Linked DNA regions of Homo sapiens: region 1 is linked to region 2. A link is a loop called in an ENCODE intact Hi-C map of the cell type or tissue named here. Cell type or tissue: adrenal gland. All regions are shown on one strand. Links, peaks and the distances in the headings refer to the core of each region. The heading gives the core; the rest is flanking DNA.

Region 1 (8,000 bases), core at 1-8,000, 220 kb after region 2:
TTCAGAGATCAAGTGAGAAGTGTGAGGACTAGGAAGTTACAAGTAAAACCCTCAGGAGAGAAATCCCTAGTGATAGCTCTAGAAACAAAGAGGGAAATAGTTAAGTTGTAAAGTGCTTGGAGTCTATAGTAGTTTCAATACTCAGTGACTGAGAGATTCAGGAAGAAGAAACTAAATCAGAGGAGCCCTACTTACAGTTATGAATAAAAGTTGAATTTGTTACTGATTATAGCCAAATTGCTATTAAGAGCCACAGAATTTTGTAAATTACAGGTACTACTTACTATCCAAATTCAGAAACTTAAGTATAATAATGCAATATCACTCCCTGAACTCAGAAATTAAACTGATAGTAAGGGATACTTGTATTCTTTTCCACAGTTTCTTCCCTTTTGGTAACTAGTAAAATGAATTTAACACAACTATGGAGCTTTAAAGGTGGAGACATTCAGGGAATGGAGTGAGATGAAAGATTATTAAACAAATAGTCCATTGTTCTTGGGTTGTGGTGGAAGCATGCAGTGATTTGGTCAAGGGGACAGTAGTATCTTACAAGGATGAACCTAAGGTTGTTTTATCTTTTAAAAAGGTTTTGTACATATATATTCAGTTATTTAGTTCATGGAGACTATGAGAATAATAGGTAAAGGAAATGGTTTTGTATGGAAAATAACTGGTGAAATCTAACATAATTTTCATAACAGTGCTGTCAAAAAAATTCTGACCGCAAGATGTAATAATCACACTATATAAGAATCATAACATTCACTTTAAGGAATAATCTGTAATGCGTAGTAGTGAATAAAGTTTCTGTAGGTAAAATTAAGTCTCATGGAGGTTAACACTATTTTTGACCCTCCAATTTTTTTAATTCAGGAGTTAACACTGCTTGGAAAACCAAAAAGACCTCGTTCAGCTTATAACGTTTATGTAGCTGAAAGATTCCAAGAAGCTAAGGGTGATTCACCGCAGGTAAAGCTGAAATATATTTTTGTTTAATTTTTAAAATATTTAGACAGGAAAAGTCTAGAGTGCCATGTGTCAGGTAGTGAAGAAAAGTAGTGAATATCCAGACAGTAAACTCTTTTGCTAAGGCCCTCTTTAAAGAAAAATCTTTTTTCTTACCATATACAATCAATTTAGGTATGTAGTTGCCAACACATACATACATACATTGCCAACTTTTTAAATTTAAATACTTAACATTTTTTTTAATATGTAGGGATATTAAAGTTCTTCTGGAGGCTTTTCTGTTCCAGCAGTTCTTAACTGTTTTACGATCACTAGAAAGAATGAGAGTAGAGCTGCAATATTTTCTATGGGGAATTGATTGTAACCTATTGCTTCATTTATATCTTTTAATAACATTTTGGTTATACCCATAGGGATGTGTTATACATGTGAATGCATCATATCAGTGTGTCAAAGAAAAAGAAAGCTTGTCAATCCCTGCTGTGGCTTAGTCTTTCCTATTTTTTTGCTGCTTAGAAGCTCCAAATGGGCAATTGCTTTTTTTCCTGTATCATATGACATAGTAAGAGAAATGGATGTTTAGATCCGTAACCCATGTTAATCTAAGATGAAGTTTTTGGCACTCTGCCTACGGGATTATTATATCTGTAGTTCACTTTACAAATTCTGTTTCCATATCCCTAAATAACATTTTTATATTGTTGCTTCTTGATTTTTTTTCAACTTTAATCATTGTTTATCTTATGCTTTAAGCATTACCTACCACCGTTTAAGCTAGACATTTAACTGTCATCCCACTGTTGTCATGTTTCGATTCCCCTACCTCCCAATATAGTTAAAATTTTGGTTAGCTTGGTATTGTGTGTCTATATTAGGTTGGTGCAAAAGTAATTGTGGTCTTTGCCATTAAAAGTAATGGCAAACACAGCAGTTACTTTTGCACCAACCTAATAGTATTATGATTATGTAAGCTGTATTCACAGCTGACATATGCTATGATTATTTTTTCTTTCTTACGAAACTTATTTTCCCTGAAGTTGCTTATGTCTGTTTGTTCACTTAGGTTTTTTTTTTTTTTTTGTACTTACCAATAATTCACCCTCAAACTCCTCGGTATTCACCAGCTTTTAGTAAATTTAGGATGTGTTTTTCTTTCAGTTTAACTCTGAAAACTGGGGTTTGTTCCAGTGTGACTGTTGCCTTCTAATCCTAGTATACAGCTAACATCTTGAGATTGCCTTCATTATCCTTGTGGTGCTGCTTTTGCTTCTGTTGTTTACTTTTTTGGTTTACTCTGATTCTTGTATAGCATCTTTCCCAGTAAAGGTGCATGGGAGATTAAATTTTTGAGTTTTGCATGTCTGAAAATGTCTGTATCCTCACATTCACTTGTTAGACTGGGCATAGAATTCTAGTTTGGAAAACATATTTCTTCAAAATGTAAAAATTCCTTTTCTTCTACCTTATTGTACTGCTTTTGAGAAATCTAAAACTGTTTTGATTATTGGTCCTTTAAATGTGATCTGGTGCTTTTTTTTTCCTCCCCTTTAGAACTCCTGCTACATGTATATGCATCTTCTGAGCTGGTCCTTATTTTCTTATTTTTTTCCGTACTGTTTTCCTTTAGTCTTCTTTCCTTTTTTTTTGTTTTGTTTTGTTTTGTTTTTCCTGAACTGCTGGATACATTTTAACTTAATCTCTCTGCTTTTAGTATGGTACCATTTCCCTCAACTGTACCTGTACCTGGTTTTCACAGAGTGACACTATTTTACTCTCTAGAGAGGATAAATGTCCTAAAATTTGCCATGGTAGAAATTTAACCTCTTTTTTTTTTTTGAGACAGGCAGCCTGTTATACAGGCTGGAGTGCGGTGGCACTATCTCAGCTCACTGCAGCCTCTGCCTTCCGGGCTCAAGCAATTTTCCCACCTCAACCTCTTGAGTAGCCAGGTCTACAGTCATGTGCCACCAAGCCTGGCTAATTTTTTGGGTATTTTGTAGAGACGGGGTCTCATCATATTACCCCAGGCTGGTCTTGAACTCCTGAGCTCAGGTGATCCACCCACCTCAGCCTCTCAAAGTGCTGGGATTACAGATGTGAGCCACTGTGCCTGACCCAACCTCTCTTTATTTTTTTTGAGTCGGAGTCTCACTCTGTGGCCCAGGCTGGAGTGCAGTGGCGTGATCTCGGCTCACTGCAACCTGCGCCTCCCGGGTTCAAGCGATCCTCCTGCCTCAGCCTGCCTAGTAGCTGGGACCACAGGCACGTGCCACCACACCTGGCTAATTTTTTATATTTTTAGTAGAGATGGGGTTTCACCATATTGGCCAGGCTGGTCTCGAACTCCTGACCTCATGATCTGCCTGCCTCGGCCTCCCAAAGTACTGGGATTACAGGCGTGAGCCACCACACCTGGCCCTAATCTCTTTTTAAACAGTCTTTCAGCCAATCTTGTGTTTAACCTTAGCTTCACCTGTTTTACACCTGTCTGGTGCTGCCAATTCCTGAGATATTTGGGAATTCTGTATGGTAAATTAAGTTGCTTTTAGGTTTTCTCCACTGTCAGTTTAACAATTAGCTTTCTTTTGTCAGTTAAGTCAGTTACCACTAATGCATCTGCTTTTCAGCTTCCAGAATTTTGTGTTGATAGTGCCCTCTTCTGTTGTCTTTATTCATGTGGGATTATCCTTTAAAAAGATTTCTTTGTTTAATGGGATTTTAGGGAAAGCAAAAGTAAACATCTTTGGCTGGGCACAGTGGCTCATGCCTGTAATCCTAACAATTTGGGAAGCGGGGTGGGAGGGTTGCTTGATTCCAGGAGTTCAAGACCAGCCCTGGGCAACGTGGTAAGACCCCATCTTTACAAAAAAAGTTTTTTAAAAAAATTAACCAGGCATGGTGGTGCATATCTGTGGTCCCAGCTACTCCAGAAGTTGAGACAGGAGGATCACTTGAGCCCAGGAGGTCAGTGCTGCAGTGAGCTGTGATCATACCACTGCTTTCCCACCTGAGTGACAGAGTGAGACCTTGTCTCAAAAAAAAAAAAAAAATTCTATCCCTTTAATTTTATAAATGAAGAGCCAAGCCCAAGGGAGGTAAAGTGACCTTTTCCAGGTCATATAATTAAGTTCAACTAAGTAGACTTACTGGACTTGTGCTGTATTGTTCTTATTACTGCATCTAAACACTGAAGCACAGATTTTCAAATAAAACCTAAAGCTACAGGGAAGGAATAAAAACAGACTTTGAAGTTAGTTTATGACAACACATAGATTATACCTGAATATTAATATTTCCGAATCAAAAATATGTACCTTCATTCAGTTCATTTTTGTAAATTGTAACAGTTTGATAGTTTTTGTTTAGAGAGAAAAGATGTTAAGAATTGATGAGGCTTTGCCTGTAATTCTTGGTATCTTGAGTTTTTGTTGGAATGAATAATAAAGGTCACTGAAGTCCCCATATCTACCTTAACTTAAACATATATTGTTTTACAGGAAAAGCTGAAGACTGTAAAGGAAAACTGGAAAAATCTGTCTGACTCTGAAAAGGAAGTGAGTATTACGGTTGTTAGTCTCAAGTGTCTACTTAGGATATCTGTGAGAGAATGTATTAGGGCAAGGCTTGATTCATGTGAAGACAACCTTGTATTACTAATAATACAAGTATTCTAAAATTATTTTCATATTCTCAGAACCAGTTTGGCATTTTTCTCTTGGTAGTTTTTGTCTGCAAATAAAATTGGTATTTGAAACCACAGCACTCATAAGCCTGAGTGTCCACTTATTCAGTGGCAGTGATACCCTGCTGCTGCCCCCTTCCTGCACCTCAAGATCTGAACTTGTAACAATTTCATTCAAAGAGATAACAGTCTATCTCTTACATTTTCATCATCTAACTTTTATCTCATGAAAATATTTCTTCTCCAGTCTGCCTTTATACATGTAGAATGGTAATGTAATTTCTAAAGTATATACAGAAGCATTCCAGAAATTAATTGCTATTTTAAATAATCATTTTATCTCAAAAAATAAGTAAATCATTTTAACAGTTATGCTTTTTCTCAGTTATATATTCAGCATGCTAAAGAGGACGAAACTCGTTATCATAATGAAATGAAGTCTTGGGAAGAACAAATGATTGAAGTTGGACGAAAGGATCTTCTACGTCGCACAATAAAGAAACAACGAAAATATGGTGCTGAGGAGTGTTAAAAGTAGAAGATTGAGATGTGTTCACAATGGATAGGCACAGGAAACCAGTTAGGTCTCAATACCTGAAGCTATCGTAAAATTAAGAAAGGATAAAGTTGGTAAACCTTTTATATTTAGTATCTTTTTATTCAGCTCATGGACTTCTGCCAGCATAATACTTGCTTTGGAAAACCCAGATAAAGGTTCATGCAAACTTTATTTTGTGTTTAGGAACTACTGAGGATCAGAGTAATCCAAGCAAATGTGAATCATTTTACCTTTGACAAAGGTAAATCAGACTATGAAGTTTTTTTTATACAGGATGATGACTATGGAAAGAGTACTCTTGTTTCCTTATATTATGGAGGCAGGAGTTTCGTTTTCAAAATTGTTACAAATTGTAGAAGCCACGGTGTTCTGTGATATAAGTGTGTGTTTTTCATAAAGCAGGCAGAACTCATCTAGGTAAATTACAGTTCCTAGGTATAATTCACATTGTATTCAGAGTTGATGGTTGTACATATAAGTGATTGCTGGTTTTAGTTGCAACTTTGTATAAAAGGGACTGAGAAATTTATAAACTTTTTTCTTACTGTCTTTTTTCTAAAGTAAAAACAAAGAAATTATGTGCCAGATTTATGCATATTATTTTATGTTGCATAGAATAAAATTTTTAATCTTTAATTTTACATTTCCTAAATATATTTTAAGACGAAACATTTGTTCTATAGCTTTTCCCTTTTTTTAAGTAAGGAATTTTATTTTTTTCTGAATTATTTTCTCTCGTGAGTATATTGATCCAGAAAGAAAACTTGTATTATGTGTGTTTTAAAATGAGAAATCTAAAAAACGAAAAGTCTCCAAAGTCTCTGGAATTTGAAACACTTTGCATAACGTATAAAAGCCTGTTTAAGAGACAGCCAACTATGGCCTGTGGATCAAATCCAGCCTGCTGCCTGCTTTTTATGGCCTGTGAGCTAGGAATTGTGTTTATAATTTTAAATGTTTTTTTTTAAAGACTTTTATGATACTTGAAAATTAACATGAATATTTAGTGTTCATAAATAAAGTTTGTTGAAACACAACCAAGATCATTCTTTTACTTGTCTATGGCTGCTTTTCTGTGGCAGAGTAGCTGCCACAGAAACTATAGCCCACAAAGCCTGATATTTACTGTCTGTCTGTTTATGGAAAAAATTTATCAACCCATGGTCTATAGTATAGTGTGATATGACTACTGTTCCAATGTATTGAAGTGTTGGGATAGTTTTTTCAAATGTTTTCAGATGTTCTTGTTTTAGAATCATTGTCACCTTTAAGAGGAAAAAGGTCATCACTAGATAATCTAAACAAATTGTTGCTTCTCAGTGTTAGCAAGGAAAATAATCTAGTTTCAAATTACATTGCAGTATAATGAAAAAGATCCATATACTGTGGAATGATATTCTTTTAAAATTATTTGCTATGGCTTGGTAAAAATGTACTTTTTCCAGTAGCACATATCACAAGAACCTCACTGTAGTTGAAAGCCATCTTTCTTTAGTATTTGTTTATCCTTTTAGGAGAGTCAAGCAAAGGTTTTCACCACCTGTTTGAGCAGAATAATTCTCATCAGTTCACAGATATAGGATAACTCAATTTATATGCACTTTATGCGTTATGCAAAATATTTAGAAATTGTAGATTCTAGATCTCCAGAAAGACTTTGAAGACTTTGATGTCACAAAAAGATGACTTGTTATATGCTGAGCTTGACAAAGGTAGGAATGGGAGAGAAAAATAGTAGCTTATGAGGAAATATGAGGCTTTAAATATATAAAGTTGGATATTTTAAAATAACTTTTCCCTGTGGGAGCTTCTCACTCTGGGTGCAGACAGGACAGTGTTGGCCATTGGTGAAATAGATAGGATGGGTTTGAGGCCAGAGCAGTCTGGGAGTAGGGGGAAAGAGAAGGAGGTGTGCTAGTGTCTATCACAGGCTTTCTCAATTAGGTTTGCAGGAGAAAAAGCCCTAAGTCCCTGTGTCATCTAGAATGGTACTAATTATGTACAGTCCCTAGGAGAATGGAGAAAATCATAACTCAAATCATCGACTCAATTCTGTTCTCTTCAGATGAGCTCAGAGAGCACATAGGAGTGTTTGTAATGAGGGGTATGTAATGATTGAGATAGAGGAATGAGTTACATAAACATCTCGGGACAAATGCAGCATAGAAAACATCTTTGTAGTTACCCTGCGGGGAAATTTCCTCTGAGTTCTTTTAACATTAACTACCCGTATTATTTTATACTTAACATTCATATCATACCTTCCCAAATATATTGGGAAGTTCAGTGTTAAGTACGTTTCTCAAGTACTTAACAACTTAATATAGGGAGGAAAGGTGTAAACAGTGAAAAAAGAGCAAAACTATTTTATGGTAATTTTATGGTAGTATCAGCTTGTATTTGGTTCTCTGTTTCTAAAATAATGTAATTTTTAATATTTTAAATAATAGGATAACCTGGTTTCCAAGCCTTTTTTTCCCCCGACATCCAGAATACACACTGGATCCAAGCCTTTCTTAAACATCAGTACATGTGGAAGACTGGCATGCCATATACCAAATGCCATTCAGCTGTAACAGTATACACAGATTTTCTCTTATAAAGAATAAGAACATCATAACCAATGACCACTCATATAAAGTCTTATTTGTGTGTGTGTGTGTGTGTGTGTGCACGTGTGTGTGTTAGAGTCTCATTATATTGCTCAGGCTGGAGGGCATGGTGTGATCTTGGCTCACTGCAGCCTTGACCTCCTGGGCTCAAGTGATCCTTCCGAGTCGTTGGGAC
Region 2 (12,960 bases), core at 2,321-10,320:
ATGTACCCTAGAACTTAAAGTATAATAAATACATATATATGTTAGGTTGGTGCAAAAGTAATTGCTATTTTTGCCCACTATTAAAGTTTAATATTAATTAAATTTCATATATCCAATTACTTTTAATGGCAAAAACCACAATTACTTTTGCACCATCCTAACATATTAGATATAGTAGATGATACACCTTTTGAATATACATGCAACATATATAAGAATGAACTATTTCAAGCCTTTACAATAATCTCAATAAATTCCAAATGACCAATATGTACTTCAAACTATTACTCAGACTATTATACAATAAGTTTATAAATTAATACCAAAAATATAGCTATTGAGATGTAACAAATGTTTGAGAACTAAATAATATATGACCAAACAATCCATGGGCTAAGAGAAAAAAAAAAAAAACCTTAAAGAACATTAAGATCTATTTATAACTGAATGCAAACAAAACCCAGTTTATGTAAAATTTAGTTTGACATAGCTAAGGCAGCACTTGGGAAATTTATTGTTTACATGGACTCACTAGGAATTAAGAAAGGTTAAAAATAAACATCTTTATTATTTCTCTCCTTCTTGCTTCTTTAGCTGTGTCTTATTACTTTTTTTCAACTCATTGAGTTGAATGCTGCACTTGAATGACCTGTAAACATATGAAAAAAGATGCTCAGCCTAATTAATATTCAGAGATTAGCAAATGAAAGCCATGAGATACAAGGCTGGTGTGTTACATGCATATGCATAGTCCAAGATAACTCAGTATCATATTTGCATTCCAGCTATCAGGAAAGAAAAAAAGTTAGGAAATGGAGGGGAAAGGCAAACCCCTTCCTTTTAAAAGGGTGTGGCCTGAAAGATGCAACATTAACATTCTCATTGACCAGAACTTGGTCATGACTACACCAAGCTTTCTGAGGATCCGGGAAATGTATACTTTATTGAAGGCTTCCATGTACCAAGATGAAAACTGGGGTTTCTATTACTGCAGAAGAAAAAAAGAATAGACATTGAATAGATAGCCAGCATACTCTAGCATGGGAGACACACTGAAGTAAATTTTTTTAACTCTCAGACTTTGATGGGGAAATCCAGCCCCTTTTTAATGTTCTCAGATCGTTCATTTGGGTGTGGAAAGTTATCTGCTGCTCAAGATTTGAAAAAAATCTTGAAAATTTGAAAAATTTTTTCAAAAAAAAATTTGAAAAATAGGCCAAAACTAGGCTTGGAAAGAAAAAAAGTATGCATGCAAATATTTTTTCAGGAAAGTTGTGTTTATTCAGTCCAACATTTAATTACTTGAAGTTTTTTCAGCCTTCACCTTTTATGGAGCTTTTGAAGCAATGCTATCTGGGATGTTATTAAGCAGAACTGCTAGATAGTTCAAACCCTGAGGACTGATGGCAGCCAACGACTTATAGTGAAAATCAGACTACCTTTCATTTCTGTTTATGATATGCCATGATTTACTAATAGTTTTATATTATCAATTATTTTCACATGAAAAGGACTATAAACCTTTTTGAACGCACTGACAAGGATTTGTAATACCTCTTTGGTATCAAGAACACCATCTCTGGAAACCAAATGGGCATTTGACAAGCCAATCAATTATTTAATGGAATGCAGAGGAGAATATTTGGGGGGGAATAATTGACTCCTCCGAGTGGATTTGAAATGGTATAGTTTCTTTTCACAGAAGGCTTCTAGTTACTTTTCAAGAAACAGAATAACCTGGTGTTATCAATGTATAAAAGCTTAATTTTTTAATTCAGAAATATTTTAGCCTCCAGGCTTCCCGGCAGAATCTTGAAATGTTGTTGAACACTGAAAGAGTTAAGAGACCTGTTGACACTTATTACTGGAGTGAACAGAAATGAAATATCATTTTCTATTATACTGCTTGTCTCCTCTTCCCCATACCGTACAAGAAAATGTAGAAACAAAAGTAAAATCTGTTGAAAATTTACATTTGTTTGGAAAAAAAATGTATTAAAGAGGAGATTACAGGAATTGGCAATATCATCTTTTTACTGGAGGGCTACTGCCTGCCTGCCAGCATCAATGCCCAGTACCAGTCAAGCAACTTACCATATTTTAGGGATGGATCTAATTATAGCCAGCGGAAATTAGCTACTTTCAGATGGCACATTCACTTTCCTGTGTCCTGCATTTTATAATGTGCTTTTCCTGTCATTTGTCCCTTTGTCTAATTCAGAAGTCTTAGGAGACATTTAGCAGGAATGTAAGAGTCCTGAAGATACCAGACATGCAAAAAATGATAACAGGAACTATAATCACCAATTGTGGGCAATGATGATAAATTGTGTCCCACAAAAATTTATGTTCAACCAGCAACTCAAGTAAAAGAGGGCAAGATTGAGGAAGAAGCTGAAATACAGGTAGCTGTGCTCAGGAAACAAAAGCTAAAATTTTTAAAATTCAGTTTTTCTGTGAGCAAATACTTTTCTGCAAGAAAAGAAATGGGATAAAGGGCATACAGGTGCTTTGAAAAAAGAATTTCAGAATGATTTGGCACTTTAATCTATGTGACTGTATAATTTGATTTAAAAGCAAGCATTAAACAATTAAAAAGCTAAAATACAATTTATTTTCAAGCTCTAACTTCCAGTACCTGTAAACATGATCTTATTTTAAAACAGTCTCTTTGCAGATGTAATCAAATTAAGATGAGCTCATACTGGATGAGGGTGGGCCTTAAATTCAATAACTTGTGTCCTTATAAGGAAAGGAAAATTTAGAGACAAAGAGACACAGACATACATAGAGGGGGAAAGGCCAAATAAAGACAGAGGCAGAGATGGGAGTCAGACAGGTATAAACCAATGTATTAGTCAATTCTCATGCTGCTAATAAAGACATTCCCGAGACTGAGTACTTTATAAAGGAAAGAGGTTTAATTGACTCACAGTTCAGCATGGCTGGGAGGCCTCAGGAAACTAACAATGGCAGAAGGAGAAGCAAACACATCCTTCTTCACATTATGGCAGGAAGGAGAATGAGTGCCCAGTGAAGGGGAACTCCCATTATAAAACCATGAGATCTCATGAGAACTAACTCACTATCACGAGAACAGGATGGGGAAACCTGATTCAGTTATCTCCACCTGGTTCCTCCCAGGACACATGGGGATTATGGGAACTGCAATTCAAGATGAGATTTGGGCGGGAACACAGCCAAACCATATCAACCAAAGAACACCAAGGAATGCTGGGAGTTACCAGAAGCTAGGAAGAGGCAAAGGAAGGAGTCTTTGAGTCTCTGAAAGCTCAAGGAGGCTTCAAAGTGTACATGGCCCTGCCAGCACCTTGATTTAGAGCTTCTAGCCTCCAGAACTATGAGAAAATAAATTTCTACTGTTTTAAGCCACTCAGTTTGTAGTAATTTGGTTCAGCAGTCCTAGGAAATGAACATAGGTGGAAATGATATTTCTGGCTCAAAATTTTCCACTACGTCATCAGGAGTTAGTTGCAGACACTCGACCCTCAGGGATAGGAAAAATCTGGCACTGGTTATTTGACTTAAAGGTAGTAAGAACTATGTTAATGCTCAGAAACTAGACTTTAGCAGCCCATAGCATGCTGTGGTGAATTATCTAATTAAATGAATTCCTATGGTCACCTGGAATAAACTGACCTTTAAAAGAGATTTAGGGAAGCTGAGCTATTCTCCGACCTTAGACTAGTATGAAAAACTGAAGGAATTCAATATTGCGGAGTAGCAACTTCTAACAAAACCAGAAAGTTAAACAGACAAAAGCTCAAATGCTTAAATTCTCTGAACCATGATGAACTAAAGGCTTTCTATTATTATTTAGCACTAAAGCTAAGATAATTGGAGATTGAATTTCTTCCAAGGTCTGAGGTCACAGTTTCATGATTTCTTACATGACAGTTATAGCATTGGTCACAAAGGAGTGGGACAGAATTTAGAAGATTTGGACTACACCAAGACTCCAACTCCCTATGAACCTCCTCAGACAAATGGATCAGCCCTCTCTACCCTGTCCTGGTGAGGCTGTGCTACCTTCTTAAAGACACTGTCTCTCTCTTACCTGAGTAAATCGCTTTTCCAGAGGAAGCCACTTCTCAATTCTCATCTTCAGTCTTGCCCCCCACCCCCACCACTCCTCACAGTATTTAGATATTAACCATAGGAAGATACAGTATATGCTAGTAGACTAAACCCAAGAAGAAAATTCCTTGCAGGGTGTTACTTAAATTTTAGGAAGGATACCATACCATGGTGGTTAAAACACTGGAATCCAATGGCCTGAATTCAAATTCCCCCTGTGACACTTACTGTGTGACCTTTGTCAAGGTTTTTTTTACATATTTTTGCCTTAATTTCCTCATCTGTAAAATTCAAATAATAACAGTTTTATCCCTTAGGGTTTTTGTAATAATTAAAATGAATCTATATATATAACATGCTTAGAACAGCTGGCATACACTAAGCGCTACGTAAGTCGTGGCTATTCGTGCACATTAAACTCTAGAATACAATGCACTCAGGCTCCACCCAGCAATCATCCCTTAGTGTAGTTAGACTCTGGCCTTTTCTGCTATGGAGGCTCCATGCTGCAGTGTTCCACACCTCTGGATAACTGCCATTCTCAGCACAGTCAATCTGCACATCTTCTATGCTGAGCAGGTGCACACCGCCAAGGAAACAAAGACAATAACAAAGCCATATGTGCTAATACCAGATTCAACTTACTTAATCTGCAACATGAAAAAGTAGAATTATATAGTAACATCAAAACAGTGAGGCCCAGGATACAGCCGCTTCTTTTTATAAAACTACCATTTATTGAGGGCCTTCAGTTACAGAAACTGTGTGCTTCCCACTTTACAAGATATCGTGGATTGATGTCCGCTCAAATGTTTATGTCCCCTCATATTTCACATGTTGAACCCTAACCTCTAGTGTGATGCTATTTGGAAATAGCGTCTTTGGGAGCTAATTAGGGGCCCTCGTGATAATGGAATTTGTGTCCTTATAGAAAGAGACCAGAGAGTTTGCTCTATAAAGCTTTCTTCACCATTCTCCCTCACCCTTATGCGAGGACACAGGGAGTAGGTGGCGGTCATGTGCAAGCCAGGAAAAGAGCCCTCACCAGAATTCAACTATGCTGGCAACCTTACCTTGGACTTCCAGCCCCCAGAACTGTGAGAAAATAAATTTATATTGTTTAAGCCACCTAGACTACAATGCTTTTTATGGCAGCCCAAGCTAAGACATGGACATTTTCCTTTGTCCTCACAAGAGTGCAGGAGACCCAGTCCTTGCCCTCAGTGAACTTTCAGTTTACTGATTAGGTACTGATACCAAGGTGATTAGGCACAGAGATAGGGAAGTACACCAAGGATAGCTTGAGGAAAGGAATATATAAAGTACCCCCTCAGCACACACCTACAATTCTCTGCCAAATACAAGGGGGTTGTTTCTTGCTTGATGACAGCAACCAATGCACTTTGAAAACAATGTCAAGCAGGTTTCTTCCCACCCCTTTCCTAGCAAGTTCTTAGGAATTATGCTTCTCTCTCTCTTCCTCCTCCTCCTTCTCCTCCTCCTCCATAATTTCCTCCACTTTTGCCCTTGCCTGCTTCAAAATTCTTGGAAGAGGTTGGACCAGCATTCACCAGTATCCTGAGGTTTCAAAGCAATCATGTCCTAGTATGGTGGTTTCAGAACCAAGGACAGCACTGTGTCTATCTCTCCCAAAGTTCTGTAATCCACACCTATGGGAGTGGTGTGATTAGATTTCCCCCAAAGTCACAGTTAAGACAGATCTTTCATATGCCATCCTAAGAAAATAATATTAATGTAAAGTAATAGTAGTAATGCCTAATGTTTATTGAGTGTTTAATATATGCTATATGTTTATCATTTCATTTAATTCTCATAACAACCCTATAAAGTAGATTTTTTTATTATCCCCATTTGACAGTTGAGAAACAAACTCAGGAGGACATCAAGTGGTTTGCTCAAGGTCACGTGGATAGTAAGAATCAGAACCAGAAGTGGAATCCAAATTAGGCATTTACTACTATTATTCTATTTGACATGACTTCTTATATAACTGTACTTGCTGAAATTATTCTTTCTCTGAATAGTTTTTCCATCATAAAGCACTGTTTTCCAGGAACACTATCAGAATTATGTGCATTTCACCATATGAACCTTACACAATATGACTTCATTACTCATGGGACATTGAGCTTCCATGAAGCCAGATAACATTAGCAGAGACTCCTGCAAGGAATTACATGGCGAGGCTGAGAGAAGACATTCCCAATTAATCATTGCCTTCCACCTTAACCATTGAACTACCAGCCCCAAGAACTGTGAGAAAGTGAATTTGTATTGTTTAAGCCACCCAGTCTATATAACACTTAATTATGGCAGCTCAAGCTAACCATAAGACATAGACATTTTCCTTTGTCCTCAGCCTGTGAGTGATGGAGAGTTACTGTCACCAATAGGAAGGAAACGAGAAGGGCAAATAATATTCATGGAAAATTGCTGTTTTGCAAGGACCTTGGTAGGCATTTTTGCAATATTTTAAAATTTTATATTGAATTTCTAAATACAACTTATTATAGTTTTTTTCAATTATATATACACACTCCAGCGAAAAAATAAAACCAAAAGGAAAACCTCACTTATTTTCCAGTACTCAGAGATAACTATTCTTTCTGTTTTGTGTATTTCTCCACAGTCTTTACTTTCTACAATTATTTTCAGCAAGTAGGGGAGTGAGTAGACCATCCAATGATAAACTAAGTATTTATCTGCTAAACATACTGGGACTCCAAGTAAACTCTCATTTGAAGAAAGGATATCATTTGTTTTTAAAACTAAAGTTTTTAAAATTTATCTAGTAAATATTTTGGATAAGCTTGTGGATATTTTGAAGTTAACTTTCGATTATAAACCAGAAATATTAGTAGCTAATTTGTAATCCCATGGAAGAGAAATGTCTGAGTATTGGATTTCAAAAATTCCAAAATCAACTCGCTATCTACTTATACACCACTAGGTGGTACTAGGTGATTTTTCTTTTCTCTTTAAGTCAGATAATTGTGTGTGTTTTCTGCTCTTAACACTCCTTAAAAGGTGAAATTGAAGGAAATTTGGGAAGTGCTAGAAAAGTTCTAAAATTGGATTGTGGTGATGGCTTCTAAATTTAAATCACAAATTTACTAATATGTCTTGAATGACATTTCAGTGAAGCTGTAAAAATTTTAAAAAAAGCTAAAACTTTTTCATATGTGGTTTATCTTGAGAATCCATATGCTTTTTCTGTATATTTAAAAGAAAGCAAGAAATCTGCTTAGCGACAAGTTGAAAATTTTTAATTCATTTATATAATCTGGACATGCTTCCACCATTGTACTTTTACTTCTTTAATTTGCATACTTTCAGAATTGTCTTACATCAGAAAATTGCCTAATATTGCAGGTACCTAATTAACCAATATAATTAAGTATTTATTTAAAACCTTTTTATATAGTACTCTCAAACAGAAACAATTTGATTTTTGGTATTGCCTTTCAATAGCTTCTTCACCACGCAGAGTATCTCTATGAAATGCAAGAGTCCATAAACCCACATCTTTAACTTTTAACTTGGATGGTATTTTCAGCATTTAATTTGATTAAAGACGGGGTTTTTTTCCACAGTGATATACATGGCACAACATATTATCACTAACACAGGTATCCCTTGTTAAGGAAATTACAGAATTGGGAAGTAAGCAAATCTAGTGCCGTAGTTAAATCCCTTGGCCTCTTAGATCTGCATTGAACTCATTCTAAGCTCTGTGAGCTTGGGCAGTGTTCAGGAGTTGGAAGCTGTTTAACCTCCCCAGGCCTTTTCCTCATCTGTAAATTTGGAATAAAACTTTCTCATAGAGATTGTATGAGGATTAGATAGGTTTGACATCAGTAACATAGAGGAAGAAAAATGTTACTGAAACTGTGCTTGCCAAAAGTGGCTATCATAATTCATTTTTGTAAAATTAAACCTCTGTTCTTTACAGACATTGTTGAGAAACAGGGGAACACAACTGAGACTGGAAGGCTTTGCCAGTGATGTTAAGCTTAAGATCTGAAGTAGGTAGATGGCTTGTTGTTTTTAATAAAGACATTAAGGACTCGGATATAGTAACTGTTAAAAATTCCAGGAGGGAGAGATGTAGGCACTAAAGGGTAGTTTAAGACACAGATGTTTAACATTCTATTTCAATTTGTTTGTGTTATTGCAATGCAACCAAGTTTATCATTCCCAAGCCTTCCTTTAATCCTGCTGCACAAACAAAGTCTCTGTGTGATTAGTGTGAGAGGAAATCAAAGAAAAGGAGCTGAGTCCCACCCTGGCTTGTTATGGAGCAGAAAAAGCAGCTGCAGAATTAAACAAGATCAAGGGCTGTTGTCCAGGCAGTGATGTGATCATAGCTCGCTGTAACCTCCAACTCCTGGGCTTAAGTGATCCTCCCATCTCAGCCTCACAAGTATTTGGGACTATAGGCCTGAGTCATCATGCCTGGCTGGTTTTTAAAAATTTTTTATAGAGACAGGGTTTTGCTTTGCTGCCCAGGCTTGCCTCAAACTCTTGGCCTCAAGTCATTCTCCCACCTCAGCCTCCCAAAGTGCTAGGATTACAGGAGTGAGCCACTGCACCAGGCCTCAAATTTTTTTTAAGATGTGAGATAGAAGGTTGTAATCAAATGTGCATGTTTGTGTGGGGGAGGGGTGGGGGAGATGTCTTAATGTATACAGAGTTGAGCCTCACTATTTATGGATTTCATATTTGCAAATTCACCTACTTGCTAAAATTTATTTGCAGCCCCAACACAAATACTAAAAACAACAATAAATATTGACAGCATTTTATCAGTCATTTGCAGACACATACAGAACAGACACACACACACACAAAATGAGTCACCGGAGGCACGCTTTCCTAGCTGCAATCAAACAAGGTAATGTTCTGCCTTCTTGTTTCAGCTCACATAAACAAGTATCCTTTTCACAGTCTATTTACTGCCATGATTTTGCATTTTGGTACTTTTATTATTTTTATTTACTTTTTTGGTGATATTGCTGTTTAAAATGGCCCTACCAAGAGTAGTGCTGAGGTGTTGCCTAGTGTTCCTAAGTGTAGAAGGCTGTAATATGCGTGAGGAAGAAAATACACATGAAGATAAGCTTCATTCAGGCATGAGTTACAGTGCTGTTGGCTGGGTGTTCAGTGTGAATCAATCAAAAGTATATATTAACCAAGCCATCTTTAAACAGCAACACATATTAATATACTGCAATACAATTCTGATGCTAACCATCCAGTTAGCATTCAGACTCCGCAAGTTAAAGAACACAGTCCCCGCAAAGACTGCTCTTATTTCAGATGCCAATTCAGGGGTGTCCAGGCCTCCCATACTTCTGACCAACTGGTTACAAATCTGGGGGTTTCAAGGACCCCCTCAGGTTCAATAATTCACTAAAATGACTCACAGAACTCAGGAGAGTGCTACACTTATAATTACAGTATATTATAAAGGATACAAACCAGGATGAATTAAGTGAAAAGACACAAAGGGTGAGGTCTGGAAGGGCGCCCAAACATACAGCTTCCTTGCCTGCTAAAAAAGCTTCTATTCAAAAGAAAGAGAGTAGCTGTCGAAAAGCAGGGAGAACAGAACTACCTGAGAGCACAGCCAACTAGAGCCATTTATGCTCCAACACCCTTGGAACCCTCAAAAGCCCCTGCAGCTAGTGGGGAACAGGATCACAAATATTTATCCTCTAAAATTTAAAGTCACCAAAAAGACATTACCCTTCCTTCCTTCCTTCCTTCCTTCCTTCCTCCCTCTCTCTCTCTTCCTTCCTTTCTTCCTTCCTTTTTCTTTCTTTCTTTCTTCTTTCTCTTTCTTTCTTCCTTTCTTTTTTTCTCTCTCTCTCTTTCTTTCTTTCTTTCTTCTTTCCTTCTACATATAAGGAGCACCTACTCTGTCCCAAGCAGTGTTCTAGATGCTGCAGAAGCAACCAGGAACAAAAATGACAAAGCTTTTGCTCTCCTGGAGCTTCCCTTCTACAGGGGGAGAATATGGTGTGGGGGCGTGGGTTGGGACAGGGGATGAGAGAGACAGACAATAAATAAATAAGAAAAACATAATATATGTCAGATAATAATAAGTGCTGTGAAGAAACATTTGACAGTGCAAAATGCCTGAGTCATGAGGCACCGGCTGTTCTTACCCAGCAAAAAGCCTTCTAGGGCAATGATACAGGCACGGGGAACTGGAAAGCGTTGGGGAGAAGTCTATGAAGATGTGAGAGTTGAAAGTTCCAGGTAAAGGCAAGTGCAAATTCCAGGCGTAGCAGGAAGAACTGCACGAAGGGCAGTGCCAGCTTAGCCAGAGGGCTAAATATGATAGGAATGGAAGGAAATGAGATCAGAGAGGCAGCCACAGTTTCGAGAATATAAGGCTCTGGAAATCACCATAAGTATTTTGGATTTTATTCAAGTGAGATGGGACACTATTGGAGGATCTTGAGTGGGAGAGTGAAATGATTTGACTCGGATTTTAACACCCTCATTCTCACTGCTAGTGGAGAAAGAGGATAGGGTGACAAAAGGGGAAGCATGCAAGTATCTAGAAGGCCACTGGGCAACCCTGGAAAGAGATCATGGGGACTTGGACCAGGGTATTAGCACTGGAGGTGGTGAGAGGGAGTCGGACTCTGGGTGTATTTTTGAAGGTAGAACCAACAAACCTTACTAATAGAATGGATTTGGAAGAAAGAGTCAAAGATGACTCTTTTTTTTGTTTTGTTGCAGAGACAGCTGGAAAGATGGCGTTGACTCCAAAGATGGAGCTAAGGATCACCAGAAAGGAATCTGTATTTTTCTAAGACTTTTTGGTATATTTACTGCTCTCAGGTAGTAGCTAAATTACACTGTGACTATTTCTAATTACTTTGGCTGCTAAATGGCTAATGGCTTAATTCATATAAAGTACAGTGCTGGGACTAAGCTACTGTACTATGAATACTAGCTACTGTTACTACACTTTAGATCACAATTTAACTTCTAGTTACTATACCTTAGATCACAGTTTAACTTCAGTAAAATATCCGGAATAACCAGACCAAAAATTAGGATAGTTCATGAGAAAGTAACCCAATGTTTTCCGACTTGGTGACTTATCATCCATCTAAGTAAATGAAGGGTGTTCAAGTGCGTGAATACTCAGAAGAAACTAAATTTGAATACATGGATCTCTGATTTGTTCTTTTGGAATACAAGTTTAAGAGCTAGAGATTAAAATGATTAGTGGTCTGCTAAGAGATGTTGCTGGGGGAAGGACATTTAACCTTTATAAACCAGAAAATGTATTTATCTTTCAGTCATATTGTGTTCTGCTCTGTGCTTTACTGCTTAATTTTCATGAAAACAAAGTGAATGTATGTCTTAGAACAAGGACAGTTGGCAGAGCATGTGCAGGCCCTACATTGCCTATTGCTTATTTTCATAACTCTATTTAATTATAATTTACATATAACAAAATGCAACCGTTCATAAGTTTCTCAAGTCTTGACAAATAGATAACATTTGTATAACCACTGTCACAATCGTGGTAAACAATGTTGCCATCAGTGCTTTCCCAGAACCCCTCGTCTCTTCTGGAGACCACCTCTTCTATTTATCGTTAAAGATTGTTAACTCCAAGTCCCCAGTCTCTGTCCAGCCAGGGGAAACGAACCCTATGAGTTCAGTGGTTTTTCTCCTTTCGGGGAGAAGGAGGGAATTCCACCTCACAGTGACACTACCTGGTATAGTGGGAAAGAGAGGGTGGTATTAGTGACATATTTGCTGAATTTTATCTAATTCAGTCATCCTTTGGTATCTGTAGAGGATTGGTTCCAGATGGATTCCAAAATCTGTGGAGGCTCAAGTCTATGATATAAAATGGTGTGGCATTTGCATACAACCTACCCATATCTTACTGTATGCTTTAAATCATCTCTAGATTATGTATTAAATATAATACAATGCAAAACTATATAAATAGTTGTTATACTGTATTTTAAAATTTGTATTATTTCTAATTGTTGTATTGTTATTTTTGTTGGAGATTTTTCCTGAATATTTTCCATCTCTGATTGGTTGGATCTGCAAATAAGTAACCTGCAGATACATAAAGCCAACTGTATTCTTTTCCCCAAGTGCTACTAGATAAAAGTATGTCTGTCTGTCTGTCTGTCTGTCTGTCTTTGGGTGGGACTTTTCTAACTTCATACTGATGCAAATGAACAAATTGTGTACCTAAAGTGTGGCGAAATGATAGGTATAAGGAGAGAAAGACAAGTGCCCACCAGCCCTGGCCCCAAATCTTAGCTTTAACACCAACTAACTGCATGACATTAGACATGGGCCTCAGTTCCCTCATCTGTAAAATGGACAATAGTGGCTTCACGTACTGATTGGATCAGTTTGTGTTCTGGAGGGTAAGACAGGGCCTGCTTCTGCTGCAACACTCGCCATCACTGCTTCACAGGCCCGGCCCACAGGAAGGAGCTTATCCAGGCTGTGGAGCCCACAGTGTATCTCTAAGTGTCTTCTAAATCTCTTGGCCTCACCTCAACTTTGATTCCCTCGGAAAGATTCTTTTCAAAGACCCTGTTTCTTGTGATATTCTTTGTGGCACACTCCTTCGTGGCCCATTTTCATGGAATGAACACAATGAAGACAGGAAAGGAATCAAGAGTAGAAAAGGCTGAAAATGCCTGAAATAATCAATTTGCAAATTTTTATGTAGAAGAAGCTCATTTCTTCATTAAGAAAGACATTTACAGATATGAAAATACAACCTAAATTTTCTATTTTTGTTCATTTACTATTTAAGGTCTTTTTAAAAATAATGCC

The links. Peaks named below come from ENCODE experiments on the same cell type or tissue, not always from the same donor. Only the 100,000 strongest peaks of a DNase experiment are listed, where the experiment ranks them.
Region 1: a loop joins it to region 2, with 3 times the contacts of the local background. A loop is called at or near these places in 46 of 110 quality-filtered maps.

What each region holds. Positions count from the first base shown.
Region 1 is chr10:58,389,889-58,397,888 of GRCh38, forward strand. TFAM (transcription factor A, mitochondrial) reads left to right here. Exons shown (of 7, transcript NM_003201.3): 5 at 877-972; 6 at 4,470-4,526; 7 at 5,040-8,000. The coding sequence ends at 5,186. Among named protein-coding and RNA genes, the nearest start is that of TFAM, 8.5 kb to the left of the region's middle. In adrenal gland, for the core only: a CTCF peak has its summit at 3,614 (motif pointing left); no DNase peak of the experiment used is centred there.
Region 2 is chr10:58,170,474-58,183,433 of GRCh38, forward strand. No RefSeq gene overlaps it. Among named protein-coding and RNA genes, the nearest start is that of IPMK, 91 kb to the right of the region's middle. In adrenal gland, for the core only: a CTCF peak has its summit at 7,078 (motif pointing right); no DNase peak of the experiment used is centred there.